Regions from separate parts of the Mus musculus genome. Here all the other regions are linked to region 1. A link is a loop called in an ENCODE intact Hi-C map of the cell type or tissue named here. Cell type or tissue: heart. All regions are shown on one strand. Each heading gives the region's core, and the rest is flanking DNA. Links, peaks and the distances in the headings are about the cores only.

Region 1 (8,187 bases), core at 1,555-6,554:
CAAGAGGCATAATGGCCATCATTCTAGACAACCAGGGAACTATCCTGCCTTGTTCGCAAAGCTGAGGGGACTGGAGACTGGACAGAGGGCTCAGAAAACAAAAGCCCTTGGCACTCTTGCAGAGGACCCAGGTTTGGTTTGCAGCGTCCATGTGGCAGCTCACAAACACCTGTACCTCCACTTCCAAATCTGATGGCCTAACTTCTGAGAGCACCAGATATACATATACAGCAGGGAAAATATTCAGATACACAAAATAAAAACAAATGGATAATCTCTTAAAAATAAAAAATAAAATCAAAGGCCAAGAACTCATTTGGTAAATCCTATCTATCTGAAAGTGATCTCCTGAATCCACATCAAAAATGGAAGGAGACAAATGACCCCACAAAATTGTTCTCTAATCATGTCGTGTACATGTGACATAGACATACATCATGCAAACACATACACTAACAAACATGCATGTATACACATTAAGAATAAATTTTAAAGTGAGATTGAGAAGCAGTTGAAGAAGATACCTAATGTCAATTTATGGCCTCCATACACATGTGTACCCACACCCAAGTATACATATGATCATATACACACTCATGGGGAAAAGTCCAAAGAAATTCAAAATTTCAGTAAATTGATAGTATTTCATTTCATATCTAGGTCTGCAGAAATAAATCACAAAGAATGGTGAATAAAAGAATATTAATCACCTCTAATATAAATTTGGTTTTTAAAATCCTTGTAAAATCTACCCAAATTTATATGATAAATTAATAACTACTATAATCTTTCCCTTTTATCATTACTGTATCTCTCATATATAAACATAACACTCCTCAGTGTTGTGATCTTAGAATTGATAAACATTAGGTTAAAATATCTTCAGATCCAAACCTTACATAAGTTTCATAAGGCCAATGACACATGATTTACCCTTCGACATGGAGCAAACTGTATGGTTAAAATTATTTCATACTGTCACCTCAGATCAGCAGATTCCAGCCTTCTCATCACACCTTCTCAGCACAAAGCCTGCTCCTTCTGTTTCATCTTGCACCTTGAACTAAGTGAATGTTTGGGGTGATCACTGTAATCCACCCAGGCTTGAGGTGCAGTGTTAAATGTGTGAAGAAAGGAAGAAGAATGAAAAATGAACTCACATTTGCCTGAACATACATTTGAATTACATGTGTCCTCTGTATAGCAGATTTATTCACCTAATGCTATGAGAAGGTTTGGCTTTGGGATTATCTTTTCCTCAAATGTCAAAATTGTAGTGGTTTACTTACAAACTTCAGTCTGCTGGATAAGTAAAATGAGTCACTATGAAACCAAAGTCCTAGCATTCACTTTTTAGTGCATATAGAAGACATGTGATCTCCGTCAATATTAAAAGAAGGGTAGTCAAAAGCATAACATAGTGCTTCACTAGTGTGAACAAAGGTCACCTACAAAGGTCTGATTCTCAGACCATATCCACGTTTCCTAGATATATTTAAAAGGATAAAACCTGGAAGCCATATCAAGAACAAGATCTCCAGGTGACCTTTTATGGAATCCTAAACCAAGGGGGAGCACATATTGCACTGGTCAGTATAATGAATTCCCTAACTTCTCATGCAGAGAGAGAGAGAGAGAGAGAGAGAGTATTTTCAGAGAGATGTTATGATGCTACAATGTTGTTTAGTATATATTTCTGACATATTCTTAGTTTTGCATTCTTCACGGAAATGAACACTATCCAGTGTGTCACTCAAGCGTTTTGTCCACTGAAGCAATTCTTTCTTGTGTATTCCATAGTTGAGCATCTTACCATATGGTCCACCTAAAATTCTACATTCTCCTGCTAATTCTTGCACCTTTTGTGGCCATATGATTAAATTCCAGGCAAACATAAATAAGTTTAAATGTTTTGAAGACATAAAAGGTTCCAGTTAAAAAATGCAGAATCCCAGCTTTTTCATTCTTTATCTGGATGCCAAAGAAACTACATGCAATAGCTGGATCACCCAGCAGCCACTAAGGACTGTGCATTCGAAGACCATCCACTAGGGATAAAAGAATGAAGAGAATTAAAGTTTGAGTCCCCAACCAGTTTCAATATACCAGCTCTTTACTCTACTTGAGAGCCTCTTTTGAGTAAGAAAACAAGGTTCTGTTATAATCTCCTTTGTTGAAACTGTGCTCTAATATATGAAGCCCTCTAAAATAAAATCATTTCGATAGTAGTAAGTGTAGAACAATCTATGAACGTAAATATCTTAAACTATATATATTCATTCTCTGTTTCTCTGTGCCTCCCTTGAAATGATGCTAAGTACAAAGTATCTAATGCTGTTATCTAAATACTTCTGAATGTCATAATCGAATGATTCCTATTTATATTCTTACAAGATAAATCACAAATATAGCATCATAAAAATGTAAGACACCACAATATTAAAAATCCTGTGTGCACATTTTCTCTTCCTAGTTAGTAGTTGGCTTGGGACCAAATATCAGTATAGGGCTGCAACATGGGTATTGATTATTTGTAGTCCATGAGCCAGATTTGGCCCTTAGACATAATGAATTTGGCTTATGCAATACTTTTAGATGATTGTTAATTTGGAAAGTTTAAAGTGGCCATGTTTGTGTCTTCAGTTTTCTACAAGTCCCATCAAACTGCTAATACACAAAGCTATTGTATCACTTCTTGTGTTACATGCCTGGCTTCTGAAAAAACTGAAGTGCACAGTTCATGCATATCTCCTTCTAAACTTTCTCTCTCCATCACTCATGGGGTATTGAATAAAATTGATTCATAACAAAGATCATTCCCAAAGATTGAGTATGCCTAAATTAGTAACAAAAATGTGCATAGCTCCCTAGATGTTACAGTTTGATTTGGAAATAAATTTTTACTGTAAATAGTCTAGCATTTTTCTTTTACAAGAAACAGATGTGGGCAGCTGGGTGTGGTGCCACATGCCTTTAATCCCAGTACTTGGGAGGCAGAGGCAGGCAAATTTCTGAGTTCGAGCCAGCCAGTTCTACAGAATGAGTTCCAGGACAGCCAGGGTTATACAGAGAAACTCTGTCTCAAAAAACCAAAAAAGAAAAAAAAAAGAAAAGAAAAGAAAAAAAAAGAAACAAACAAACAAATTTAGGACATTCCAAGGCCTCCCTACACAATACACATCAGAGGGAGAGAGAGAGAGAGAGGTCTTGAAAAGCTGTTTTTATCATGTTGGGTCTGATTCTGACTACATTATACTTTCAACTAATGTGAGCCTAACTCCCAAACTCTTTCTTTTTAGTTACTAACAATCTTTTAAAATCCAAATCAATTGTTAGACTTTAGTGAAAGGTCATTGTATTTTATCCAGAAATGTCTAAATCTTTACTTACTCTATCTTAGCATCCACGTGTGTTCCCATCAGGCCGACGAAGGAAAAGGCTAAGCTTATAAGTACATACTTACACACAGTGTCATATTTCTGCAACGTGTATTAAATGGAATACAAAGGAAATACCACAACCCATGCTAGATTTAGCAATGATTTGAAAATTGTATATTCTTGACATATAAGCCTTAGACTTTTCCTTAATATAGAACATTTCCCACAATGACTCTTTCGCAAGTTCAAAAATTTTTGGCTATATTATAATCGGGTAAATGAAGTATAAGAAGTGTCCACACAGTATCATGGGAAATGTAAGCTGTGGATATACTAGATTACTGAGTCATCAATATTTTCCTTACTCATACATTCAGGTTTATGCTATTAATTTTCATTACATCTATTTGAATTAATATTTGTAAAATCTGAGAGAATTTACTTTCTTGGCAAAAATCTTTGGTTTGAGGTTTGAATTTCTCTGCTATTTAATGACACTAAGGAAAAAAAGGAGGGTTGGCCCAAAGACTTTCTGAACCAAGCCACCTATTCTTAATGTATGAAAATTAATCTTAGAGAACAGTAAACCCCTCATTTCTCAGTAAGACCTACAGAATAAATGCAATGACTTAGACAAGAGTTTTAGCACATGACCTACCTTCTAAGACTTTTGAACATCTTACATCTTTCATTTACACACATGTTCGATTACTTTTGTACATTACAAAAATTAAGCACATCATTTTAACATAAATTGAGAATAAAGTCTGTATAGATATTTTAGAGTTAGTCTTCTGGTAGGGGAGGGGAGTGGACAGATTCATTGATACTCAGACATTTTGCTTCTATCTTAACGCTGCTATGTGCTCTCCTCTTTCCTAACTTCTTTGTTCTTTGCGTTTGCGAACAGCACAGACTTTTCATGACATTATGAGGAAACGCAAGTTTCACCCTTCATAAGTTTCCTCACGTTATGAAGCATAGAAACTGATTTTAAAGTTTTAAGATTTTAGAAAAGTGCTCCCTCTATGGGGCTGCTGACAGACTTGAATTTTATCTCCAGAACCTTGGGATTTCTACAACTTACAGTTGCTAAACACAGTTTCTAAATATTTTTAGAGAAAAAAAAATCAGAAAGGCAGAAAACATATTCGTACAGATGGCTGGATATACACAGGAGAAAGACAGTTACAGACACGATTAGCACATTGCTAAGTTTTGGAAGCTTGAGTGTGATGCTAACAGAGATTCAGATCTATGCTGGCCTCTTACAATGAGAATGTATCTGTTTCTGACACTTCAACCTTCAAAAGTTAACGTTAATATCAACGAGGCCCATTTTATTTTATTTTTAAGTTTTATTCTATAGCAGCCACGCCATTTTGCTTAACAATACATCCCAGCACTAACATATGTAAATCACATAGGGGAAACAAAACAAAACAGTAACCAAGCAAGATATGCCTTAAAAGAAAAGAAAATAGAAGGAACGGGGGAAGAGAAGAAGAAAGGGAGAAAGGAAGGGTCTAAGGGGAAAGTCCTTCTTAATACTCTGTTCCAAGTAGAATTTCCTGCCTTCATCCATCCACCCAGGAACCATGCTGTCCTGATAATCAAGTCAGTAGGGTGGGAAAGCACAGAAATTTAAGAAATCTGGTTTCTATCAGAGTCTGTCATGGAGAAATAAACTTGACTCCCTCTCTGTAGGCAAACCCGATTTTAAGATCAGAGATGAAAACTTTAGGAGGGGAGGATAAAGAGCAAAGACAAAGGAAATTCCGAACTATCGGATTTGCCTGCTGGAGAGGTTTTTCTAAACAAAGACTTTCATGAAGCTGCTGAAGTTCACACAGGAAAGACTCCACCCTGCCCAGCTTCTGCTGCAGCGGCTTTCCCTGCTTGGAAAGCGCCTGCCCACAGGACAGACCTCTAACTAAAAGTGCCTCCGGGGCTCCGTTTTAAGCACTCTTGTTTTCTTTTAAACGTCCCACTCTTACATTCCGGCAAAAAAAAAAAAAAAAGACTGGTGATATCCTGGCTCTTACAGGATGTCAGAAGCCCACTTTTTGCCAGGGCACGCACAGAAGCTCCGGATTTGCAAATGTGCCTAGTCTCCAGAGCCAAGCTACAAATCCTAGAGCCCCCTTCTCAAACTTCAAACCAGAGTCTTCTCTTTATCCTCTTCCTGAAGCTTAACATTCCATCTAGTTCCCAAACCAAGCCATAAACACCATAAGCAAAGCAAAAGGCAAACTCACCATTCTCTTGTTCCTGGGCTTTTATTGAGACACAGTACCCTAATAAAACAGAAAGAATGAGGAGAGGTCTTGCTCCCACCCAGTTTGCCATCATGTCTAAATATGAGACATGTGGGTCCTCCTGGGATCGAAGAGTAGATACTGAGGTCACTGTAGCACCATGAATTCCGCTGGGGGCTCTTTTTCAGCACCAGTCCCCGCGCTGCCTCAGTCTGTTTCAGCACCAGGTCCGGCACAGTCTGCGAAAACTTTTTTCAAGCGGTGCAGCTTTAAATAGGAAGAATGCTGCCTCCACTTCTTTTCCTGCCCCTTTCAGCTTGTTCAGGCTCATAACCATCCAGTGTCTGCCAAGCAACCGTCTGATTGATGGTAAACAACCAAATCAGAGCGCGCGCCTCTGCGACTTGAGTTTTCAGTGCTTCTTGTAGATTTTAAGCACAGAGGAAGCTTCTCAACAGAGACAAACTTTTATTTCTCCTTCTGTTTGAGTGTGTGTGTGTTTTCTTTTCTTCTTTTTTTAAAGAAAGCCTATTAGAAGGAGTCTGATCCACCCTCCCCAACCCTTCCCCAGACACACACCCACTGACTTTTTCCAGAGACACTAAAAAAACTTTAGGGAGGATTACAGCCTTTTAGTGGATTTTTTTTTCTTTTGCACTTAAATAATTCAGAATTCTCTTTGCCACTTAAGCCTTTAAAACGTCACTTTTTTAACCCTTTCTTTTGGCAATGGAGGAAGGATTCTTGTCCCAATTTTCATCCTCCTCCCTCTCCTATGCTCTGAGAAGATTGTGGAAGAAAGGAGGCAGAATATGGCCAATACAAAATGAACTTGAGATACTTTACATTGAGTTATTTCCACATCTTTTTAGTAGGCACATCTATACGTTCTCCTCGTCACAGAGCATGCTATTGTGTTAAAAAACAAATATGTTCACTAAGCTTGTGGAGGGAGGAAAACACACTGGTTTAAGTCTCAGAAAGGGTAGGTTCCAATATCAGATCTGCCAACTCACCAATTTTGTGAATTTATACATAGTCCTTAACTGTCCAAATTTTTTTGTTGTTGTTGTTAGAAAAGGGGCTTTGGCCTGACCAGTGTGCAGGATCTGGTGACACTAAACTGAGCAATATGCTGTTAACTAGATTCTAAATTACAAAGAGCTACATAAAAGTGAATGATGCTGTTATGAACCCCACACCAGCTTTCCACGGAATGTGGTAGTCCTAGCTGCATATTTCTGTAAAGAGCAAGGCATTAACTTTGTGTGCTACTCAAGCTTGACAGATTTAAACGCCCTCAGTGTTTTTGACAGTCTAATTCATTTGATAGTGTGCGTTCTGGGGGATCTGGATCAAGCCCCACATAACATGTCATGTGTGACTCAATTGTTCATAGTTACTCAGCACTGAACAGGTGCTCTGAGACACACTGAATAGAGGAAGGATTATGGCAGACTAGAAACAAAGTCAGCATCCATCACCTTTAAGGAACATGTGTATGCAAATGCTGAAAAAATATATCTACGTGAAACAAAAAAATACAAACAATATATACAGCTATGTGTGGAATTAACTAAACCCCAAATAAATGCAAAGAAAAGGGATAGTATAAATTAAAATAGGTATATGAGGCTTCATTTACTATTTAATTTCCTTAATAAAGAAATCCAAGATGCTTTAAATTGAGAGGTGGAACTAAACTCTGGAGAAGTTCCAAAAACAACTTTCTAGCCCTGTATCATTGAAAATAACTTGTCACCAAGACCTGCCTTTGTTTAGTGAATTCGTTCACCAACACACTGCTGTTCCCATGGCTGTCTTGCTCATACTTAATGAATGGGCTAAATAAGGAACAAAAATCAAATTTCTTCTAATTCTTTGAATAATAGCTGAAAAAGCCCCTGATGTAAAAGCTCTTGTTAATCCCTCATCAAAGGAACATTGTTTTGCAACAGATGAAAATCACTTCAGAAAACCACAATCAATTAAAATGCAGAATTGTGTAGCCCAGTCTCAATGGATACATTTATCAAACTACTCTTGAACCTAAGGCTCAGAGAACATTGAGGAAGAGGAGGTAGAAAGTCTGTAAGGACAAAGGAATCCTAACAATGTCAGAATTTTATGCGTATACTCATAAAATCTCACCACCATGTCTGCCTCACCATGAGCTGAAATAAGAAGCAACTGTATGCCAAACTGGTTAGAGGAAGGACCAGAAGGCTCCAACTCTACATAGAGAAGTACGGGCAACCAAGGAATGCTGAGCACAGGAGAAATAATCTTCCCCAGAGAGTAGTACATGACTGGTTATTCAATATCAGATGGTGAGCCCTGAAAATATAAATGCAAGGTAGCATGATATAGACAGAGCAGGTTGCATCCATACACTTAGAACTAGATATGAGTATATATGTGCATATATATATGTGTGTGTGTGTGTGTGTGTGTATGTAACAACAATGGAGAAATAGGCCATGAATTTGTAAAAAGAAGATATGAAAGGAAGATAGAAAAAAGGCTTTCATTAAATACTTTCATTAAAT
Region 2 (8,187 bases), core at 2,097-7,096, 52 kb before region 1:
AAAGTGTCCACACTTTGGTCTTCATTCTTCTTGAATTTCATGCGTTTGGCAAGTTGTATCTTATATCTTGGGTATCCTAAGTTTCTGGGCTAATATCCACTTATCAGTGAGTACATATTGTGCGAGTTCCTTTGTGATTGGGTTACTTCACTCAGAATGATACCCTCCAGGTCCATCCATTTGCCTAGGAATTTCATAAATTCATTTTTTTAATAGCTGAGTAGTATTCCATTGTGTAAATGTACCACATTTTCTGTATCCATTCCTCTGTTGAGGGGCATCTGGGTTCTTTCCAGCTTCTGGCTATTATAAACAAGGCTGCTATGAACATAGTGGAGCATGTGTTCTTCTTACCGGTTGGGACATCTTCTGGATATATGCCCAGGAGAGGTATTGCGGGATCCTCCGGTAGTACTATGTCCAATTTTCTGAGGAACCTCCAGACTGATTTCCAGAGTGGTTGTACAAGCTTGCAATCCCACCAACAATGGAGGAGTGTTCCCCTTTCTCCACATCCTCGCCAGCATCTGCTGTCACCTGAGTTTTTGGTCTTAGCCATTCTGACTAGATTGAAGTGGAATCTCAGTGTTGTTTTGATTTGCATTTCCCTAATGATTAAGGATGTTGAACATTTTTTCAGGTGCTTCTCTGCCATTCGGTATTCCTCAGGTGAGAATTCTTTGTTCAGCTCTGAGCCCCATTTTTAATGGGGTTATTTGATTTTCTGGAGTCCACCTTCTTGAGTTCTTTATATATATTGGATATTAGTCCCCTATCCGATTTGGGATAGGTAAAGATCCTTTCCCAATCTGTTGGTGGCCTTTTTGTCTTACTGACAGTGTCTTTTGCTTTGCAGAAGCTTTGCAATTTTATGAGGTCCCATTTATCGATTCTTGATCTTACAGCACAAGCCATTGCTGTTCTATTCAGGAATTTTTCCCCAGTACCCATATCTTCGAGGCTTTTCCCCATTGCTGTTTTGATTGTGAAGATTCTGCGGTTCTGGTTAGCTGGGGCTGAAGAATCAGCTGTGATTAACAAGATACCAGAACTACTAAAGCAAAAACTTGGCATTACTGGGACTATTGATGCTGGTTAGCTGGAGCTAAGAAATTAGCGGTGATTAAGAAGAGACCAGCATCATTGAGGTGACATCTTCTGGGAAGTGCTTTCTGAAAGCACAAAGAGGCTGTGTTCCAGAGATAGCCAAGGTTGTACTCCTGCTGCAGCGGGACTTGATAATATGTAAGGGTCACCCAGGTGGTACTGGTTTTGAAGGCATGAAGGGGTCACGCAGAGCAGCTGAGGCTCGGCACTGTGAGAGGCCATGGAAGGCCATTGGTGAAGGTGCAGCCACAGTTGCAATTGAAGGCCCAGGACTGAAGGGGTCATGCAGTGTTTTGGAGATGCCAGTACCATGAGATAACCACTAAGAGCAGCAGCAGCAGTGGAATACAGGCATCTGGAGCCTAGAGGACGATGCATGTGTAACAAAGGGCATGGCTGGAGAAGTGACCCAAGCCCTTGGAGGAGCCTAGAAGATTGTGAGTTGGATCCCAGACATTGGAAGGTTGGACATTGATTTTTGCTTTTGATTGTGACTGTGCCCTGATATTTTCCCTCTTGAAGGAAGAAACTATTTTAGTGGAGTCCACAGTTAAGAGACTTTTAATTGTAAAAAGACTTTGGATTTTAAAAGAGATGGATATTTTAAAGAGATTGAAATTTTAAGAATATGTAAAGACAGTGGGATGTTTAAAGTTATTTAGAACTTGGGGATGAATAAGAATGTAAGGGTTGAGGCTTACTAGTGATGTGTTTATGTGTCAAGTTGACAAGGGGTCAATTGTACTGGCTAGTTTTGTGTCAACTTGACACAGCTGGAGTTACCACAGAGAAAGGAGCTTCAGTTGAGGAAATGCCTCCATGAGATCTAGCTGTAAGGCATTTTCTCAATTAATGATCAAGGGGGAAAGGCCCCTTGTGGGTGAGACCATCTCTGGACTGGTAATCTTGGGTTCTATAAGAGAGCAGGCTGAGCAAGCCAGGGGAAGCAAGCCAGTAAGTAACATCCCTCCTGGCCTCTGCATCAGCTCCTGCTTCCAGACCTGCTTGAGTTCCAGACCTGACTTCCTTTGGTGATGAACAGCAGCATGGAAGTGTAAGCTGAATAAACCCTTTCCTCCCCAACTTGCTTCTTGGTCATGATGTTTGTGCAGGAATAGAGACCCTAAGACAGCATTCCACTTCCAAATAAACATCTCTAAAATACAATCTCTATAAACATGGACTTGTATTCATAATCAATTGAAGAATTGCATTAACTACATAAATTAAAAATAACTGCTGGGCCAGCAAGGTGTCTCAGTAGGTAAAGTCACCCTTAGCCAAGCCAGATGATCTGTGTTTAACCCCAGGGAATGCACAGAGAAGAAAGAGAGCAGACCCCAAAGTTGTCTTCTGACTCCCATATTTAAGTTCTATCTGCCAATCTCCTCCATACAAACGTGGACAGGCACAGATAGTTAACGAATAAATGTAATTTTAAAATAAAATATTTTGTTCATTAAATTTTATGGTTAAAGAAACAGTATTTATCAATTTACTGGTTTTAAACCCATTGCTTAAAAATGAAATTCTCTGTAAAGACAAATAACTATTTCTCTCACAATTTGAGTGATCAAGGTCGGGAGTAAATAATGTTCAAACATATTAGTGGGGATGGGTGTTAGCAAATATGTGCTGATTGATCAAATAATGAACACATAAATGTTTGGTTTTTTAAAAATATATCACTATGTAACATCATATGTTTATATCTATGGATTGTAATATATAGTGCTAATATACAATATTTGAAGTTATATTTACTGAAACAATAAAATATATAAGTTATTAAATACACTAATATAGAGTACATTATGCTATATAATTTATATTTTTAAAAAACTTACATGCTATCAACTACCAATTTAAACTTATATGTTATAATGAGGTAATCTTTGATACAGTATATTATTAGATGTGTATAATATATGCAATATAAATTAAATAAAATTAAAAAATTTGGAAGTCAAGAATATATACAAGGTGATGTGTAAATTTTCAACAAATGGCTTAATCCTACTTCAGAAGCTACTTCAACAGAGGCTCCCAAAAGGCTTTCCAAATCAGCTCACTATTCCATCTGTGTTGTTTGGAATAGTTTTGTCTTCGTTAATAAAGTATTCTTAACTTAAAAGGCATGTCTTGTTCTACATCATCTCCTAATGATTGCTGGAATTTTCAATTAATCTGTAGTGTTTTTTCTGGATGCCAAATAAACTTGTTCTTGGGCCTTAAGAAAAAAGGAGTGGGAGTGTTGGAAAAAAAGACTCACCCTTTCAGTCCCATGTTAACACAAACAAGAGCAATTTAAGACTATGTGAACTACGCTCAAGGAGCAGAGAAGTAGGTCACTACACTGCTTTTTCTTTAAATGTCAACACTAAAAGCTGGTTTTAGATTTTACACCCAGATTCATTATTGGTATTTTTCTCCTGAGAATTTATAATTAAATTTAGATAATATGGACATGTACTTGGAATGCTTTTAAATGGCCAGGAGGTGAAAAATCCACATTCACGACTGAACATGCCTTCTCCTCGCCCATACAAGAATTTGTTGCCATCACAGAAGGCTCAGTGAAGGCTCACTGTTCATGTGTGAATGAAAGATGTATGCCAAGTGAGGAAGGCTACAAAACAGCACCTTGCATTATTTCTTCTGTGTTCTGATATGGCAGCTGTACATGGTGTGGCTATTGTCCCTTCTGTTTGGACATTGCATTTACTTAAATGAAAAGCAAAAGAGGAAACAAAATGGTGATCAGTTTGTTGAATAGAGTTACAAAAATAATGTCATCACCTTATTATTGTGTCAATGCAAAAAATGTATGGATTTTCAAATGACATATTGAGAAATCCAGTAGTGCCCTCAAGACTCTGCTAATCAACTCAGCATCTAGAATCCAAATTTAAGTCCTATAAAACACAAAGAGACACAGACACACACACTCAACAGCCTACAAATCTGTCATTTTGTACTACTTGCACTTGTTTCTACTTATAATTTATTGAGGTCCCTAAAATCTAGAAGAGGTTGCGATCTGGCAGTATTTTTATTCTTTTCTGATTTCTGTGATATAATTTCCCACATTTTATCTTCCAAGCAACAGGATTATTTTTCTTCTACTAAATGCCCCAGGAGACTGACTCCATTATGAATTACCACCATAGTCCTGGCATGGGTTTCTAGATGGAGAGATGTATTTGAACATATTTACTTGAAATCAGCACAGTTGCTTTAAAATTTTTTCAGAGATATGTTTTCGTATAAATCTATGTGCTTTCAAACTTAATTGTCTAAGTACAGTTCTTAATCACTAGATGGCAGAGCAAACCCACCTTCTAATAACAATAAATAATCAGAAACTAAGTTTTTTAAAGTGCTGCTTGCCAAGGATGGGCCACACCCCACATTTCCATTTCTTCAGGCATAGTATATATCCAAAACAAATGACTACATAAGCAATCTCAAGTTTAAAACCAGCTAGTGCTATGTCATGATACTTTATCTCAAAAAGAAAAAAAAAGTACAGGAGGAGGGAACAGGATAGAGAGATATTATCAGGAATTAAAGCCCTTTCCACTCTTGCAGTGGACTTCAGCTGATTTGCCAGCCCACAAAGCTCACCATGCCCTGTGACTACAGCTCTAGGGAGTACAATATCTTCTGGCCTCCAAAGATATCTCCACACACATAGTACACACACACACACACACACACACACACACACACACACACACACACACACACAGATAGAGAAAGACACAGAGACAGAGAGGCAGAGAGATGGAGAAAGGCAGGGAGACAGAGAGAGAGAGAGAATCAAATAAATCTTTAGAAGTGAAAGACAGATCCATATTGAAACCTTTGTGACCCAGAAATACAATCCTAATCATATAACTAAAGTTCTTCACTGAACCTAAAGACAATAATTTTAAATCCATGTTCATGCTACTATTATGCCTTACAACTAAAAATTGCAAATAATCTAAGAGCCTTTAACTATGGTTCACTGAAGTTCTTCTCTGTAGAAATTATGCAATATCCTTATGCTATAATAATTTCTCCTCTCTTGTTCAGTCAACTGTTTGTTCTGATCTTCTACTGAGCAGTAAATTCCTTGAGACTCAAAATAGTGTCCATCTCAGGAATGTTTTTCTGATGCCATATATAGTGTGGATGAGGGCATAAGTCAAAGGAAGATACCTAGCCTGTCATCATATGTATTGAAAAAATGTCACTTTCATTCCTTTCCTCTACTTAAATTCCCAGAGAAAATGCACTTCAGATCCTTATTTTGAATGAAAGGCAGTGGGTAATGTGGTGGTTTCTGAAAGAGTGTTATAAGAACGTGTGACATCTATGAGGCCAAATACAAAGGAAAAACATGTTCTTAATAGTTTGATTTTTAGAACACTTGCCTTCCTGATCCAGCAGCTCACACCATTCTGTGCTGGGATTGTGAAGATCTGAGATACCATTATTTAAAGCTTCTCTTATTGTCAACGTCTTTGTAAGACTATACTCACTTCATTTTCCTCTTGTGACACAAAGGGAGCAACAGCAAGCAGCATCAAGCACCTCTGCACTGGGCCAGTGTCTTTACCAAGGCATGGCCAGCCTAAGATCTATGGCTTCTCGAGCTTCTTTTAAGCAAAGCCCCTTCAAAGCTCCTATCAGCAAGAGGCAAAGAAAAGGAAGGACATCCATTTTTCTCTTTAGGCTCTGCTTTGTTAAAGCCAATAGTGTTATGGCCATTGTTTCTTGAGCTTTAGAAGTTGGAAACATCTCAAGCCACCAGAGACAGAGGAAGTGGATTTGGCTGTATTTTCCACTCAGCCTCAATGTCTTGTTCAAGTAGGTGGGTACATATGTGAGTATCAAATTGGTTGTGGGTACTTTTAATCATCTGTTTTTAAATCTACTTTGTTTTAATTTAATAAGGTACTATATATATATGTATATATATATATACATATATATATATACATATATATATACATATATATACATACACACACACACACACACACACACACACACACACACACATATATATATATATATATATATATATATATATATATATATATATGTCTAAATTTCCATTTTCTGTTCTGTCTGTCAATGAACTAAGTGAATAAGAGTAGGCTTTTGTTGTGTTTGGATATGTGGTGCTGAAATTATGGTCCCCAACTTTTTCTATTCAGAAATGGTTCAACCATGAAGGTACTAACTCTATCAATGGATTAAAGCATTGAGTTCACAGCTGAATGAGTTATTAGTACATGGGGCTAGGCTGGATAAAGTGGCTAAGAGTTGTCATTGAAGTATATATCTTGCCACTGGCCACTTCCTGTAAGTTTCTCTCTCCCCCTCCTATTTGCCAGAGGAAAGCCATTTATCTCTATAATATACCTACCCTGAAACTGTCTCATACCTTGCAAGCCCAGAACCAGAAACATCCAATGAGCACTGACGGAAATTTCAGAAATTTTAAAAAAAACAACAAAGTATTTTTGTCCCAAGTGCAAAAGATTTATCTACAACATCCAAAGTATTTGAGCTGAGCTAAATTCTTATTCTAAGAACAAATTTAATTTTATATTCTTAAACAACAATGACAAATGTTAAAGATGTTATAGAAACCTGAGAAAATACAAAGAGGAAAACTCATATACACTTTCAGAGTAGCCCACAACTGAAAGGCCTTGATAAATGATAGCACAAGTAATTTTTTTAATACTGCCATTAAAAGTTTTTAATGGTAAATAAAGGTTTTCAGTTAACTAGCAAAACTGCTGTTTTTACTTTACTTGAAATGGAAAAATGAAAAGCAAACAATCTCTTTTACGGTATTACTTAGGTTTCTTTCCATGTGTCATTTGGAAATATAAATAATTGTGACCAAGTTATGGAGCTAAAATTACACATACTTATGTGCAATGCTCATCCATAATTCTGTGTACAAGGATGACTTTCAGGCTGTTGTGGATCTATTGTAACTGTTTGTCTTTATTAGGGTTTCCATTGCTGTGCAGAGACACCATGACCACAGCAAGTCTTCTAAAGAACAACATTTAATTCAGACTGGCTTGCAGTTTCAGAGGTTTAGTCCATTACCATCATGGTGGGAAGCATGGCATTGTCAGGGAGCCCTGGTGCGGGAGGAGTCCAGAGTTCTACATCTTGATCCAAAGGCAACTAGGTGGACACTCTCTTCCATACTGGGCAGAGCATGAGTAGACCTCAAAGGTAATCTATGCACTGACACACTTCCTCCAATAATGTCAAACCTATTCCAACAAGGCCTCCTTATAGTTGACCAATGGGTCAGGGGTTGATAGGCCAAGCATATTCAAACTACAACACTTTTGTTTACACACAGAGATACAACACACAGCTCAAAATCACGAATAGCTGCAAAAATACTACAGAGAATGAGGTAAAACTGTCCTCATACAGTAGTTAGAAAGGCCTAACATACTTCATGCAAGTTAACTACACATGCACATATACACATGAAGACAGAGAGATAGAGAAAAAGTAGAGATAGAGTAGAGCGAGCCCAATAATGAGATATAGACCATATTGAATGCAGACATGATTTCTTTTAATCCTGCGCTATTTCATAATTTGCATTGAAACAGCATTTTTTTTGTTTATTTCAAGTGTGGTCCATACTTACAAAAATATGAAACAATTGAGACTATGAGGATCCTATATAATATTAACATTTTCAGTACATATATTTTAATCTAAAATGGACATTTTATACATTTTTTTTACTTATTACGAAACTTACTTCAAAGATTTTGTAGTATTTTAATATTATGTATAAGAGACTCAGATGGATACAAAATTAGATGTTTTATCTAAGAGAGATTTTCAAAATCACTTTAACTCTTTATGATCTTTTACCTGTCTTTACATTCTATTTAACATTCTCTTATCCTTCTTGATATCAAAGAATAATTAGTGTCTATAGACACAACCTATTCATTGAAGGCTATGGATTAGCCTAGTAAATAGAGTGCTTGCCTAGTACTCACAAAGTCCTGGGTTCCGTCCTCAGCACCA
Region 3 (8,187 bases), core at 1,048-6,047, 130 kb after region 1:
ACTAGCTAAGAGTATTTATCCTGAAAACATGAGGCTAGAGTTCAAATCCCCAGAGCCCATGAAAAACAAAAACAAAAACAAAACAAAAACTAAAACAAAAAACAAAACAAAACAAAAAAACAGTTATGTCTGTGCATATCTATAACCCCAGCAGCTTTGGGAAGGTGGAAACAAGTGGATCCCAAGAGCTCACTGTAGCTGCAGTGGTGTGCTTCACTTTCAATGAGAAATCCTTTCTCAAGGCACTCAATGCAAGGAATAAGAGAAGGTACCCAACATTGTGCTCTAGCATCTATATTTACTCATAGATGCATACCTGCACACTCAAATCTATGTATCACACACACATATAACACAACACCACACAAACACACACACACACACATAACGAGGCAAACCCAGCTGGAGAGATGGATCACTAATTAAGAGCATGGTCTTAATCACTCTTCTTGCAGAGAACCCAAGTTCAGTTCCCAGCACCCATGTCAGGAGGCTCCCAACTGACTGTGCTCCAGCTCTAGGAAGATTTGATGCTTCTGGCCTCTGCAAACATCTGCATTCATGTGCAGACTCACAGACGCCCACAAGCATACACAGAAAGGCACACACATATGTACAATTAAAATAAAAATAGACCTGAAATATTTTTATTCAAAAAGAAACTATTTTAATTCCTATGCCACTAAGGTGTGAAAAGTATAATCTATTCAAGAGTATCTGACATCCTTGGTTTTCATATTAAGAGCAAAGCTCTGATACCATATAATTAAAATGAATATGACATGTTGAGACAATTCTATTAATAGAATATCAAAATTTTAAAAATCCTCTTAAGAATGCTCAGGGCCCCCAATGGAGGAGCTAGAGAAAGTACTCAAGGAGCTAAAGGGGTCTGCAACCCTATAGGTGGAACAACAATATGACCTAACCATTACCTCCAGAGCTCATGTCTCTAGCTGCATTTGTAGCAGAAGATGGCCTAGTCGGCCATCATTGGGAAGAGAGACCCCTTGGTCTTGCAAACTTTATATGTCCCAGTACAGGGGAATGCCAGGGCCAAGAAGTGGGAGTGGGTGGGTAGGGGAGCGGAAGGAGGGGGGAGGGTATATGGGGACTTTTGGGATAGCATTTGAAATGTAAATGAAGAAAATACCTAATAAAAAATTGGAAAAAAATGCTCAATACATAGTGAGAAACTACCTGCTTCAGTCAAAAATATCATTATTCTAGTACTACAAAACATATTTTTATATAACAATATTTTCCATGCTACTAGTTTTCTCTACCCAAATATCTTATTAAATATAATTTGACATGTAGAGTTTTTTTCAAAGCATAGTAAGTTATCACTTGTAGGACCAGTAAAGACCTTTAATTCTCTTTGTTTAATTCCCCAGCCTTTTGTTTCTAAGGCAACAAACAATAGTCAGCTCTTAAAAGCCTAAAGAGCAAGGTAAGTTATGCTAGGATAACACAAACTTCCTATGGTCTTATTTAAGAAGGAATGTATTTTTCTGTCAATTGTTGTTCATCATTGTAAGCATCTGTCTGCTTAGATAGGCTGCACGATGCGCAAATGTCCTATTCCCCAAAGCCTGGGGGGAGGGGGGAAGTTAGCTCTACTTTACCTAACAAAGTCCTTAAAAACTCTTTCCAGCTTGTAATTTCAGAGTCTGTCCCTCAATAGAAAGCTAAGACAAACGGAACCATCTATAGGGCTTCCCTCTACTCCCATACTCTTTCATTTGATGCTCAAAACAAAAAATATCATGTGATAGACAAGTCAGAAAACACTATAATTTTTTTAGAGAGAAAACTTGAACTTGAGCTGAAATAACTGATTTTCAGGAGGTCACATACCGCAACAACTGCCACAGCGGAACTGCCAAGATCCTGAGTCATTTATTCCATGTCTCCCCACAAAGCACTCTGCTGCTGATCAAGAACGTGTCTGAGACATAGCTTCTGGGTTACGGGTAAAGTGGAATGCTAAAGTGAAGGGAGCAGAGATTTTAGATGTGTGTCAACAAGGAGATGACTTTTATCAGTTGTTTCTTTTTTTTTAATAATTTCTCAGTCCTCTATAGCATTTACACATATTTCTCATGTGAACGTGAGAATCTCCATGAAGTAAACGAGTGATCAGCTCATTAGTGTATGCTCCACCTCCTTTCGTTGTCTCAGGGAACACACTTGAAGCCTCCTCAATCGTAATGTCCCATTTGTCTTGTATTTCTGACACTACCCTATCTGATAGGGCAGTACTTGTTTTGAATGAAGTACCTAGATACTTTGGGTGTCTAAAGGTGCTTCCACAGAAACAAATGGTAACAAATAAAGGAATGGATACAAAAGAAAACAGTAGACTGCATGGGCTTGCCTTCACAGTAAGCAAATTGTAGCTGAGTAACTTGTATTCTAACTGCCCAATTTTCTGAAGGTATTTCTGCCAGATACTAGATCACCAGGGCTTCATTTTAAAAGCCCAAACAACACATTCAAATTTGAAACTATAGATCTCATTTATTTCCAGTTCTTCAGCTGGCAAATATGTAAAGCACTCAAGTAGTAAAGATGAAGAAATAACTTAGAGTGGATGGAAAATGTTAGGAAAGCACAGGCTAGACAATTCTATGAGTCACTTCTGAGATAGCTAATGGAATAGAGATTCCAGTCCACTCATTAAAGTGTGGGTTGAAACGTTGCTTTATTTTTCAAGAATTTCCATGGGAGGCACTTGGAGAGAAAAACAGGAGGTAGTCATACTAAACTGCAGCCAGGAAAGGACCTTTGAGAGCAGTGAGATACTGGCACAAACAAGATACTCCACAGCACAGATAGAGTTCCAGGATTCAGCGATTTTAGAAGGCTTTATGGCACTCATTCAACAGTAAAATGCAGTCTGCAAAAACTTACTTTAAGTGAATAAATGTTTCTTATAAGTAACTTTGTATTTTCTTCCAAGTTCAAAAATAAAACACAGAGATTGTTTAAAATTTAAAATATTAGAAATGTTTTATTTCTTGCAAAGAAAAAAATTATTCTAAAACACAAAATAGTTTTAGACTTACAATTTTCTTTGTAAGAATTATTAGCTATTATGTCTAAAAATGAACACAGACAAGATAAACTTTTAAAAGAATGTTTACCTATCAGATATTAAGTTAGGATAATACCAAGATACCTATATTTGTTTCGTGGGAAAACATGTCTTATACTCTCTAAGCAATCTTCTCCAGTTAGACAAGTGTGAACTTCATTTGACAAGGACACATGGTACAAAGAAGACCATACAAATCCTGGTACTTTCATACACTGAAGTTGCAAACCCTCTAGAAAGACAAGAAAAGAAAAACATCTGATGCTGGAGATTATGGGATAGATATATACACACATACAAGCAATCCACATTGAAGTTCAGTCATACATGTATAGAACCTGCAGAAATGCAGAAAGCATTCTGTTAGACCTTCATAGTTGTCAAATTGGCATCTTTTACTCATCTCACTGCAAACTGTTTGAAATTGTGGGGATTGTTGGGTCACTTTATTTCAAAAAATATTTTCCTTCAGCTTTGTAAATTAACAACAAATTCACTAACTTCAGTTTTGCTATTTGGATTTTAAACTTACTCACCTAAGAATTTCTCAAATACTTTGAGGACTGTGAACATAGGGATATATTTCACCCTTTATGAATCCAAACTATTTAATAATTTCCAACTTTGGGTATCACATGCCCCAAGAGAACTCTGGGAACTTCAACAAAATCCAAGAACATCTTTGTGGAGAGAAAGATCAGAAAGGAAAGGTTGCCCCCTGCTGTTTATGAAGTGACAAGTGCCCAGCGGGACTTGACCTGGATACATGAGTCATGAACATACAGAAAGAGGCTGAGTGCTTCCCTTCCGTGCTTTCAGTGCAGCATGTGGTAACATACTGATGACCAGAAGTACATGACCAAATTATTCCAGATAATTCCAGCTTTTGTCTTTCTCTGCACATAACAAAGAGTGAACTTGACTGTCTTCCATTTGATCTTGAAAACATCTGAAGGTAAAGAGTGATGTGTGCTCATAAATAAAATTGTGAAATAATTAAAGAGTACTGTGTAGTCTATTTGTTTACCAGTGATGACTGCCTAGAGAAAGAGCAAAAGGGACCATCTGAAGAAGTTCCTCAGTACTTCTGCGTTTTGCCCAAAAGAGAAATCAGTGATAAAATGACATTCAACTTTGTGAGAAGACCAGAACTTAGAGCTTTTAAATGACCTAATATTGGTTTCATATAACTCTGAAAAGTTCATATAACTCAAAAAATATTTTACAAGAATTGGTAAGCAACTTCTATGCACTCCTATTGATTCAGAGTACAGATATGATTAAGACTCTGGATTTAGATGAGCCACTTCAAATCCCACCAGCATGAGTAGCTGTATGGTCTCAGACTATTTGCTCAGTTTTATGCCTGCTCTTCCTTATCCACAAAATTTGAATATCATTTGCAGCTACCCCATTAGACTGAATAGAATTCAATGTAGAGATAATGACATGAGATTTAAATATAAATATTACACATTTTATTTCTTTAGAACTCACTGCAATGACCTTTGCAGAACAAAATTTTCATAGTAAAATAATTAAAATACTCAGTAACAGTCAAGAGATAAATATCTGGGGCTGGAGAATTGGCTTTCAGAGTAAGAGCACTTGCCGCTCAACCAGTGGACAGGGGATCTATTTCCAGCTCCTCATGGCAGTTCAGAACCATCTGTAACTCCAGTTCCATTGTATCTCACGACCTCTCCTTGCCTTGATGAGAACTACACACATGTGGTGCAAAGACATACATCCAGGCAAAGCACACATACATAGAAATTAAAAATGAGATACTCTTCTCATAGTAGAAAAAAAGATCTAAACATCTCTGTGTAGGAGGCAACATTTTCTATTCATTTGCACCTGAATGGCTACTTTATTCAGAAAAAAATTCTTAGTGAGATATAGTTGTATAAATAACATCTCATGTAGACTCATATCCGACATTTAAAGTGCAATCCTCTTAGTCATTAGTTAGATGTTCCTGAAGAGTGTTTAAGACTACAGTGGCTAAGATTAATTTTTCTTTTTTGTACTGTCAAGAATAGATCCTCAGGGGTCACTTGGCCTTGAGAGGAACAACAGACTTCTCTAGCCCTCGTTTTACTAGTTGTCCATCAAAGTGAGAATTGGTCAAAAGCCTTGAATAGCCTCACTGTATCTTCTCTTAAAAGTGTAGAACTCTCTCCTCTGCATTGGCTTCTCACTGTTAGAGAACATTTTAAGAGATGAGCCAGTCTCCGGGGACCTTATTGACCTTAAAGGACAAGAGGAAAAATATTCTCTTTCAATCTCTCTCACCACATTAGAATAGTCTCCATGTATGCTTATTAAATACCTAGAAGATAAGTCATACCAATCTGGATCTTTTAACTAATATTAGTCCCATTCTTTTGCATAATATTTCAATAACAAGACATTTCTTTTTTTAAATATTTTTTATTATTACGTATTTTCCTCAATTACATTTAGAATGCTATGCCAAAAGTCCCCCATACCCTCCCCCCCACTTCCCTATCCACCCATTCCCATTTTTTTTTTTGGCCCTGGCATTCCCCTGTACTGGGGCATATAAAGTTTGCATGTCCAATGGGCCTCTCTTTCCAGAGATGGCCAACTAGGCCATCTTTTGATACATATGCAGCTAGAGTCAAGAGCTCTGGGGTACTGGTTAGTTCATAATGTTGTTGCACCTACAGGGTTGCAGATCTCTTTAGCTCCTTGGATACTTTCTCTAGCTCCTCCTTTGGGGGCCCTGTGCTCCATCCAATAGCTGACTGTGAGAATCCACATATGTGTTTGCTAGGCCCCGGCCTAGTCTCACAAGAGACAGCTATATCTGGGTCCTTTCAGCCAATGCTTGCTAGTGTATGCAATGGTGTGATTGTTTGGAGGCTAATTGTGGGATAGATCCCTGAATATGGCAGTCCATCCTTTTGTCTCAGCTCCAAACTTTGTCTCTGTAACTCCTTCCATGGGTGATTGTTTCCAATTCTAAGAAGGGACAGAGTGTCCACACTTTGGTCTTCGTTCTTCTTCAGTTTCATGTGTTTTGCAAATTGTATCTTATATCTTGCTATACTAAGTTTCTGGGCTAATATCCACTTATCAATGAGTACATATTATTTGAGTTCTTTTGTGATTGTGTTACCTCACTCAGGATGATGCTCTCCAGGTCCATCCATTTGCCTAGGAATTTCATAAATTCATTCTTTTTAATAGCTGAGTAGTACTCCATTGTGTAAATGTACCACATTTTCTGTATCCATTCCTCTGTTGAGGGGCATCTGGGTTCTTTCCAGCTTCTGGCTATTATAAATAAGGCTGCTATGAACATAGTGGAGCGTGTGTCCTTCTTACTGGTTGGAACATCTTCTGGATATATGCCCAGGATAGGTATTCCGGGATCCTCCTGTAGTACTATGTTCAATTTTCTGAGGAACCACCAGACTGATTTCCAGAGTGGTTGTACAAGCTTGCAATCCCACCAACAATGGAGGAGTGTTCCTCTTTCCCCACATCCTCGCCAGCATCTGCTGTGACTTTATACTTCTTTTTTTTTTTTTCCATTTTTTATTAGGTATTTAACTCATTTACATTTCCAATGCTATACCAAAAGTCCCCCATATCCACCCACCCCCACTCCCCTGCCCACCCACTCCCCCTTTTTGGCCCTGGTATTCCCCTGTACTGGGGCATATAAAGTTTGCAAGTCCAATGGGCCTCTCTTTCCAGTGATGGCCGACTAGGCCATCTTTTGATATATATGCAGCTAGAGTCAAGAGCTCCGGGGTACTGGTTAGCTCATAATGTTGTTCCACCTATAGGGTTGCAGATCCCTTTAGCTCCTTGGCTACTTTCTCTAGCTCCTCCATTGGGAGCCCTATGATCCATCCATTAGCTGACTGTGAGCATCCACTTCTGTGTTTGCTGGGCCCCGGCATAGTCTCACAAGAGACAGCTACATCTGCGTCCTTTCAATAAAATCTTGCTAGTGTATGCAATGGTGTCAGCGTTTGGATGCTGATTATGGGGTGGATCCCTGGCTATGGCAGTCTCTACATGGTCCATCCTTTCATCTCAGCTCCAAACTCCGTCTCTGTAACTCCTTCCATGGGTGTTTTGTTCCCAAATCTAAGGAGGGGCATAGTGTCCACACTTCAGTCTTCATTCTCCTTGAGTTTCATGTGTTTAGCAAATTATATCTTATATCTTGGGTATCCTAGGTTTGGGGCTAATATCCACTTATCAGTGAATACATATTGTGTGAGTTTCTTTGTGAATGTGTTACCTCACTCAGGATGATGCCCTCCAGGTCCATCCATTTGGCTAGGAATTTCATAAATTCATTCTTTTTAATAGCTGAGTAGTACTCCATTGTGTAGATGTACCACATTTTCTGTATCCATTCCTCTGTTGAGGGGCATCTAGGTTCTTTCCAGCTTCTGGCTATTATAAATAAGGCTGCTATGAACATAGTGGAGCATGTGTCCTTCTTACCTGTTGGGGCATCTTCTGGATATATGCCCAGGAGAGGTATTGCTGGATCCTCCGGTAGTACTATGTCCAGTTTTCTGAGGAACCGCCAGACTGATTTCCAGAGTGGTTGTACAAGCCTGCACTCCCACCAACAATGGAGGAGTGTTCCTCTTTCTCCACATCCTCGCCAGCATCTGCTGTCACCTGAATTTTTGATCTTAGCCATTCTGACTGGTGTGAGGTGGGACTTTATACTTCTTATAAAGGGACTTTTATACAAGTCCCTTTATAACGCTGCTCCCATAGGCTTACATTCACAAGACACTTGCTATTTAATTCAGTGACAACTAGCTGGACCAAAAGTACCAGTGTCGCATCCACCCCAACCAGCAGGAGAGACGCAACACCACATTGTCCTTCTTCAAGCAGGTTTATTCAGGAACACTTCGCATCGCAATGCAGGAGCGGGAATCCCCCAAACAACCCCAGGGTGCGCCTTAAATACCCTACTGACTCCTCCCAATCACCCCAGTCACTTAGCGGCAGTCCATTGGTTCACAGCAAGTGATGACACCTCAGGCAGGCTGACAAGGCATGGCGTCTGCACAGTG
Region 4 (8,187 bases), core at 1,363-6,362, 70 kb before region 1:
TCAACTATATTTCAGCAGCTTTATTAATTTCCAGATTATAGTGGGGAAATATCTGTATTGTTCAAAAAATAAGCAGACCATTCTTCAATTAGAAGCAAATGCATGAACAGTTGTAAAATACTAATAATCTTCAGACTCCATAAGTTGACCTGTACTATGTGATATACTAAGTAGCATATGCCTCCACCAAGAGTTCAATTGCGTAGACAGAACAAAGCATTTTATTTGATTAAAGTAGGATATAAACATTTAAGGAATATTTGTAATCCTGTTGTGGTTTGGCTGTGGCTCCACCAACATACCCCCCCAAAAAAGGTCTGTGTTAAAATCTTGCCCCCCCCCACTTTCTCAACTATGTTCATAGCAACTTTATTCAAAATAACCCCGAACCAGAAACAACTTAATTTTCCCTCAACTGGAGAATGGATAAAGAAAATGTGGTACATCTACACAATGGAATACTACTCAGCTATTAAAAATAAAGACATCATGAATTGTGTAGGCAAATTGGTGGAACTTGAGAATATCATTCTGAGAGAGGTATCCCAGACACAAATGGACATGTATGGTATGTACTGACTTATGAGTAGATATTAGCCATAAAATACAGGTTACCCACACTCCACTCCACAGACCCAAAGAAGCTAAACAGGAAAGAAGTCACAAGTGAGGAAGCTTAACTGTCACTTAGAAGGGGTAATAAAATAATCATAGGAAGAAGATGGAGGAAGGAGACTGGGTGAGGGAGAGGATGGGAAGGGGAATAGGGGTGGTTTCAGGATCAGGTGTGGGGAAGGACAGGAAAGAAGGCCAGATGACCAGAAGAATGAATGAAAATCTGAAACTCATAGGGGTAGGGGAGCATCTCAAAAATAAATAAATATAAAAAAAATAAAATCTTAGTTCCCAGTGTAATGTTTACAAGTAGACTGTTGGGAAGTAACTTGTCTATGGAATTGCCTGATCAATGACTCCATCCACTGATGAGAGATTTAGAAACACAAATGAGGTCTAGCTGAATAAAATTAGTCACTGGGGGCATGTTCTTGAGACCTATGTCTTTTCCAAAACCTTTTCCTTTATTTGTCTTCTCTCCTGGCCAGGGAGAAGGGGAGTATTTAATCTCCCCACATTAGTCCATAATGCTCTGCCCCAGCAGAGACTTAGAAACAATGGAGCAAGCAACCATGGATGGAAACTTCTCACACTGTGAACTAAAACAAATCCTTTATTGTTTAAACTGTTTCTTGTCAGCATTTGTCATGATGACAAAAAGGTCTGCCCCAAGAGTCTGTACAACTTCCTGCTCTTTCCATCATCATAGACATGCATCCTCTCCCAGAGGATTGATTTTGTCAGTGTTTTTGTAGTCTGGGAAACAGCAGGACAGAAATGTATGTTCTTTAGTTCATTGTGTGGACAGTGCCTTGGTCAACCAGAAAAAAACAAACAAACAAAAAAACAAAAAAACCCAAATGTCAGAGACCATCCCATGAGAAAGTGAGCCCTTCACAATCTCCCTAACAGGCCAAATGGCCTTGTGCTAGGAGCTGGTTATCACCCCCTTCCCCCCTATTCCCTTCCTGGAACCTGAGGCTGTAAAAGCTGAATTATAGTCCCCTCTTCCCTATCTCTTCCTGAACTCCCATGACATCCAAGGACATGAGTTACGCCTGAGCCTGGCCTGACACCCAAGGCTGTCAAGGAGGATCTATGTTCCAGAGATAAGATGCAGAGTGCCCTCTGCCTGGCGCCTGACTTCGGCCCCCATGTCAGCAGATGCCCACTTCTTTGTTCTTTGTAAAATTCCCCCTCGACCCCTCCCCTATTCCCCATGATGTATGCTTTAAAAGGAAGGCACCTCAGCATAATAAACGAGACCTTGATAGGTACCATCTTCTTGGTCTCCTGTTTCTCTTTCTCTTCCTCCCATTTCCTTCCAGGTTTGCGTTCCCCCTTGCACCCACAAATAACTGAATCCCGTGGGATGGGATACCCAAAGGTTTGGAATAAAAGCAAATAGTTTGATACAAGCCTTCAGAAAATAACACTTTGTGTTTTTCCAACAATCTATCATGGATTTATCAGTTTCACTGTTGTTCATAGGAGGTCCACATTTACTATACAGGTTTTGGAGTAAGCCATCAACCTCTGAACTGATACAGTCTAATAACATAAGAATGAATTAATGACTTTCATGTAACCTAGTTGTTACACTAACCAGAACACACAACTCACCCTGCTCATGCCATCAGGTCCTGGGTGAGAGGGGTGCCCAGGAGGCCCTGGAGCACCTGGCTGACCAGGCACACCTGGCTCTCCATCAATTCCCTGAGGACCACGAGGACCCTAGAAAAGAAAACCAGCTGTCATTAGAACCATCTTAAAATGTGTCCGTAGAAAGCTAAAAGCAGTTTTAGATAGCAGTCATGATAATTACAAACAGACAATCTAAACACTGTCAGTGTCAACACAGTCCAGCACTTCTGCTATGGAAATGTAGTCTTGGTAAGAATTGTACTTGATGTATGAAATCTTAGAATAATCAGAAAATCACTTCACTTTAGCAGCATTTAGAATGAGCTTTGTTTGGTGAGATTTTGATGCTTATGTGAATTTTAAAAACAGGTTCTAAATTCACTCGTCTGTCTTGTTACAACATGTTATAGTTAACTAGAAAGAGCCTGCTTAACCCGAGTCCACCCTATCTTATCCAAAAGTATAAAAGACCTCAGTAGAGTTTTTTGGTCTATTTCATCTTCCAAAGTACACAAGACTTGCAGAATATCTGGTGCATGGTTGTTCTCCAACATTGTGGATAACATTTGCCCATTTCACTCTTCTATACTTTAAGTCTGGCACATTTTATTTTCCTTCTCACCCAAGTGGTCAACCAGACCAACGAGAATTCAGAGGCAAGGCACTGTGATCCAGCAGAGTCTAGTTCTCAGAGGAGTGATCACTAAGCCATGCTGCCAAGCCCCGCCCTCCTCCTAACCCACATTCTGAGGACAGCTTGGGAAATAGCCAAGTCCTCAAGTCTGAAAAAGCTACATCTCCCAGCTTCATCATTCACATCAGACATGTGAATGTGTGCATGCATGTGTGTGTGTGTGTGTGTCTGTGTGTTAATCTTAAAAGTCTTAATAAGTTCCGATAAGAAAGAGAAGAACACATTAGTCACCAGATAATTTCACTTTTATCACTAAACATGGAGTTTAAGTAAAGTGGTATGCTGCTGTTAAAAAATAACGGAAGCTTCTAATTCTTAGTCAAGAGGGTAGCTCTTCTTGGCCCACAGTTAGGACCAATAATGCAGCAATATTAACAAGCTGAAGCAGCTGGTTAACCATACTTTGCTATATTCAAGAATCCATGTCTTTCAGTATTGGGCCAAAAAAAAAAAAAAAAAGCCATTTATGCCTTTGTATTTAGGTAGAAAAGTCAGTCTAGAAAATTCAAAACTTCTTGAAAAATATTTCTACATTTAAAAAATCAACCTCCTTCTTGCCCCTAAACTACTGGCAATTCGCTAAGCTCTTTCTTTAGGCATGAGCAAGCTGATTCCAGCTTTTGAGTCAGGCTCCTGGATCACACAGTGTGTAGACACCTTTTACCTCTACACCAGAACACTGGAGAAGTACTTGAGCTTATTCATGGTTCTCACTGCCCCCCAATTAAACTATTAAATGATAACTGTTATTATATACAAAAAAGGTAACAAAAATAAAATGTTGGGGCTGGTGAGATGGCTCAGTGGGTAAGAGCACCCAACTGCTCTTCCGAAGGTCCAGAGTTCAAATCCCAGCAACCACATGGTGGCTCACAACCATCTGTAACGAAATCTGACGCCCTCTTCTGGTGTGTCTGAAGACAGCTACAGTGTACTTACATATAATAAATAAAATAAATCTTAAAAAAATAAAATAAAATAAAATGTTAACTCCAAAAACAGTTCCAAAAAACAGAAAAAAAATATTTATTTTTTTATGTGAACCAAAAGAGATCTGGTTAGTTTAACTCTCTAAACTGCTAATGTATTCGTTGGTTAAGATGGATCAGATACCAAGCTGGGTCTGATTTGGACTCTTCTCTAGTCTCCTGGAATCGCCTTTAAATATCCATTGTGTTTTGGTCTAGCACAATTTGAGATTTAAATTAATAAACATTTATGAAATTTTTCTAAAACAAAATGAAATTTAATGAGAATAAGAAAAACATTATGTAGACATTTTGCTGATGAAAATAAAAATAAACTATAATTGGGGATACATTAAAATACATTTCATATTTCCAATTAAAGTTAGTCATATAAATTTTGTGTTGGGGAAGGAAATGTTCTGTGTATCATCATTTTTCTTCCATCCCCCAGAATACTCTCAGGCAGCACTCTGCATAAAAGTACTTGTGGATGGCCACTAGGTGGCAAACTTTAAACGTTCACATGAAGAAAAGCTGCACACTCCACAAGAACTTTGTACCTCCTGCGGGTTAGCAGTTTGATTGCACAAAGTCCTGCACACGTAACCACTCACATGGGTACATTATGGAATGTTACAGCTGCAATAATTGGTGCATGTTTCACTGCACAGGTGACTCCTTAGGTGTCACATGCAATTTGTACTTAACATATGATTGAATGTTCATCTCCAGATAAATGACGAGTTTGTCAACATGAAGTAACCTGGATAATAATGTACTCTAGACTAAAAACCTTTGAGTGTGAAGCAATTTGAATAATACACTCTAAACCAGGGACTTTTGATGACAGAATCATGGTGGTCACTGGCTTCATGAGTTTCTATCTAATTACTACTACTCAATCCAGTACAATTTTGCCTAGATTTGGCAGCATCAATTCATTTTTATTTGCAACAATTAGAAGAGAAATGAGGGTTGCTACTGGCATCTGGTAGGTAGAACTGACAACAATCCCACAACATATAAGGAGTTATCTGGTTCAAGGCTTTTATAGTGTTAAAGTTGAGAAACCACATTACATGATGTAAATGATTTGTATTGTTTGATAGTACTAGAAACTGGAATTATTTTTATACCACTCCTTATTGTGACAGTAAAGACCTCAATCCAGCAAATATATCCAAGGAGGATTGTGTTATGAATCAAAATCTTCTACCTATCAGTATTCTGTGATATGCTTGTAGCTAGAAATTAGTGATGGTATTTATACCAAGATAATCAGCAAAAACTACAAATCACATATATTACCACTGCTCAGACTATCAGAGGAATGTATTCATACAAGAAGGGGGGTAGGAATGATTGTAGAAGCCAGAGGGATGAAGGACACCAGTAGAACAGAGTCTACAGAATCAACTAAACAGGGCTCACAAGGGTTCAAAGAATCTAAAGATTTTATTTGTCTTATAAATATGATGAGTGCACTGTAGTTATCTTCAGATACACCGGAAGAAGGAATCAGATTCCATTACAGATAGTTGTGAGCCAACATGTAGTTGCTGGGATTTGAACTCAGGATCTCTGGAAGAGCAGTCAGTGCTCTTAATCCCTGAACCATCTCTCTAGCCCAGGCTCAAAGAATCTAAAAGCAGCAACCACAAGGCCTTAATGAGGCATCTGCATACATGCTGTGGTTGTTTAACTGGGGTTTTTCTGTTGTTATTGGACTCCTAACAGTGAGAGTGAGAGCATCTGACTCTTTTACCTGATTGTGGGGAAAAATCTTCTACCAGGTTGCATTATACAGCCATGGTCTGAGGGGTTATGCCTAGTCTTATTGCATTTGTTACTCTGTGTTCAGTTGATATCACTGGGAAGCCTGCTCTTTTCTCAAAGAAACAGAGAAGTATATTTGGGGAGAGTTGGAAAGAGGAGGAGGAGGAGGAGGAGGAGGAGGAGGAGGAGGAGGAGGAGGAGGAGGAGGAGGAGAGGAGGAAGAGGAAGAGGAAGAGAAAAAAGAGAAGGAAGAGGAAGAGAAGGAGAAGAAGAAGAAGAAGAAGAAGAAGAAGAAGAAGAAGAGGAAGAGGAAGAGGAAGAGGAAGAGGAAGAGGAAGAGGAAGAGGAAGAGGAAGAAGAAGAAGAAGAAGAAGAAGAAGAAGAAGAAGAAGAAGAAGAAGAAGAAGAAAGAAGTCACCTGCAGTAGTAGTTGCTCTATACTCTTTTAAATAGCTGCTTTTATTTTTATACCCAAACACAGAATTATAGCTGATCAACATTCTCTCCCGTGGGACTAAGAGAGGAAACAACTACCTCGCTATGAAAGAAAAAAAGGGACAGGGGATAGGGATTAAACTCATAGTTTTCTAGCCAGAAACTCTGAATCTGCAATCATTATTTTCATAGCAACTTCCATGTGTCATTGGGCAGTGTCATCAAATATCTAGATCTAGATAGATAAGTAGATAGATGATAGATAGATAGATAGATAGATAGATAGATAGATAGATAGATAGATAGATAGACAGATAGACAGACAGATAGATAGAGGTGTGTGTGTGTGTGTGTGTGTGTGTGTAGTACAAGTACATTGGTAAAATATGTTTTCTGTGTAACCACCCTGACTCCACCCAATTGAATTCACCTTCTGCCTATCATTTTCATTCTCTAGTGACACCTGAAGAGCTAAAAGCTTTTAAACTATTAATTCTGTGAAGTAGTTCAGTGGGACAGCAATGGAGAATGCACAGCAGAATGAGAGAATGTAGTTTCTTCCCACCACAAATGGTTCCAACTTGCTTGGGGGAACTGTCATTCACCTACAGGCCTATGAATTCCATCCCTGATGACAGCTCCATTGTAAAAGTGTTCTGTTTTTGGTGAAATGTTTAGATGCCTTTTAAGGACACTAGAAGTAAATAAATTTTCTGTGTAAATTTTACTCATTAATTAATGTCTTTTTCCTCTATCCAGTTGTGTATTTCACTGCTAACTAAAAGTCATAGAGTTCGGGTGTTTTACCTTGGCTACACATTCTTCTCATTATTTACCAATGAATGATAACATGCGATCTCACCACAATTCACTAACCCTGTTTCTTAAGTTAAATTGATTTTAATTTGACTTTATAAAGGATAAGTGATTTCAGTTATACTATCTCTCTAGTAAACAGTGGGCAATAATTTTCATGCAGTAATTTGCTCTGAATTTGGACAGCTAAAAGATCATTTCACGAACATAGATTTTGTAGAATTTATTGTTAACAGTGCCTCAAAGGTAGAAAGTGCAAATCAGCTCATTTCATGTACACTTACAGGTCTTCCTTTAGGGCCTCGGTCCCCTCTTGGTCCTTGTGATCCTGGGGGGCCCTAGAGCATAAGAGCATAAATGAGGATTATGAACATAAACATTTACGAATGATATTTTAAGGATTCAATTGATATAAGAACATTGACACAGAAACATCACATTTCAATTTAGAGCACTGGAAGACTGGACAGCAAAGTCTGTGTGTATGATTACTTTACCCACAAAAGGGCAGAGTGAATTAAGAGTGAAGTTTGAAGATCTGTAAAGAATTAGATGACACATAAAGAAAGATGCTGTGTAAGTAAGCATATTAGGGTAAAAACTAATTGTGTCTTTTTAAGCACCATTTTTACTTCTCCTAGTGTGAATCATTGGCCATTAAGATCTAGGCACAAAAACAAAACAAAAAACAAAAAAACAAACAAACAAACAACAACAACAAATAAAAATGAGTTCAGGTGTGGAGACTTGCATAAAAGTGTGGATCCTAAATTATCAATTGTCTGGTAAAATATGTGCATTCAAACAGGTTCACAATGTTCTGGGTCAGTCATCACTGGTCTGCCTGCTGCTGTCAGTTTTATGTCACTTCATGTATTCACTAGTTGACTTAATATATTATTTTTACTGCATACCTACACACATATAATCTACTTATAATGAATCAAATTATAATTGCCACAATTTCTGTTCTACTTACAAATATTTTATTTCAAAATTATTATTTGTTTCAACAAACAGTACTGTTGCTTTTGTTTTATTTGATTTTGAATTAAGTTGTTTTACAGACCAGCCCTGAAACTCCTTGGCTCTAAGAATCCTCTTGTCTCAGCCTCCTGAAAAGTAGGAACTATGTGTCTTGATTCCATACCCTGCTCAATAACACTGTGCAAAAGCAGAGGCTTACAATGGACTAAAATAAGTCTGTTAGAGCTATGTTAGTATTCGATCTCAAAAGAT

The links. Peaks named below come from ENCODE experiments on the same cell type or tissue, not always from the same donor. Only the 100,000 strongest peaks of a DNase experiment are listed, where the experiment ranks them.
Region 2: it touches region 1 in a loop (2.9-fold over the local background); 2 of 42 quality-filtered maps call a loop at or near these places.
Region 3: it touches region 1 in a loop (6-fold over the local background); 5 of 42 quality-filtered maps call a loop at or near these places.
Region 4: a loop joins it to region 1, with 2.8 times the contacts of the local background. A loop is called at or near these places in 4 of 42 quality-filtered maps.

Annotation. Positions count from the first base shown.
Region 1 is chr1:45,497,183-45,505,369 of GRCm38, forward strand. Col5a2 (collagen, type V, alpha 2) reads right to left here and starts at 6,100. Exons shown (of 54, transcript NM_007737.2): 1 at 5,639-6,100. The coding sequence starts at 5,732. In heart, for the core only: a CTCF peak has its summit at 4,408; a DNase peak (open chromatin) is centred at 5,939; H3K4me3 peaks cover 2,771 bases; H3K27ac peaks cover 2,319 bases.
Region 2 is chr1:45,444,605-45,452,791 of GRCm38, forward strand. The region is part of intron 1 of Col5a2 (collagen, type V, alpha 2); the gene reads right to left. Among named protein-coding and RNA genes, the nearest start is that of Col5a2, 55 kb to the right of the region's middle. In heart, for the core only: a CTCF peak has its summit at 4,428 (motif pointing right); no DNase peak of the experiment used is centred there.
Region 3 is chr1:45,624,228-45,632,414 of GRCm38, forward strand. No RefSeq gene overlaps it. Among named protein-coding and RNA genes, the nearest start is that of Gm23216, 57 kb to the right of the region's middle. In heart, for the core only: a CTCF peak has its summit at 3,825 (motif pointing left); a DNase peak (open chromatin) is centred at 1,904.
Region 4 is chr1:45,427,660-45,435,846 of GRCm38, forward strand. Col5a2 (collagen, type V, alpha 2) reads right to left here. Exons shown (of 54, transcript NM_007737.2): 6 at 7,233-7,286; 7 at 2,239-2,349. Among named protein-coding and RNA genes, the nearest start is that of Col5a2, 72 kb to the right of the region's middle. In heart, for the core only: a CTCF peak has its summit at 4,408 (motif pointing right); a DNase peak (open chromatin) is centred at 2,982.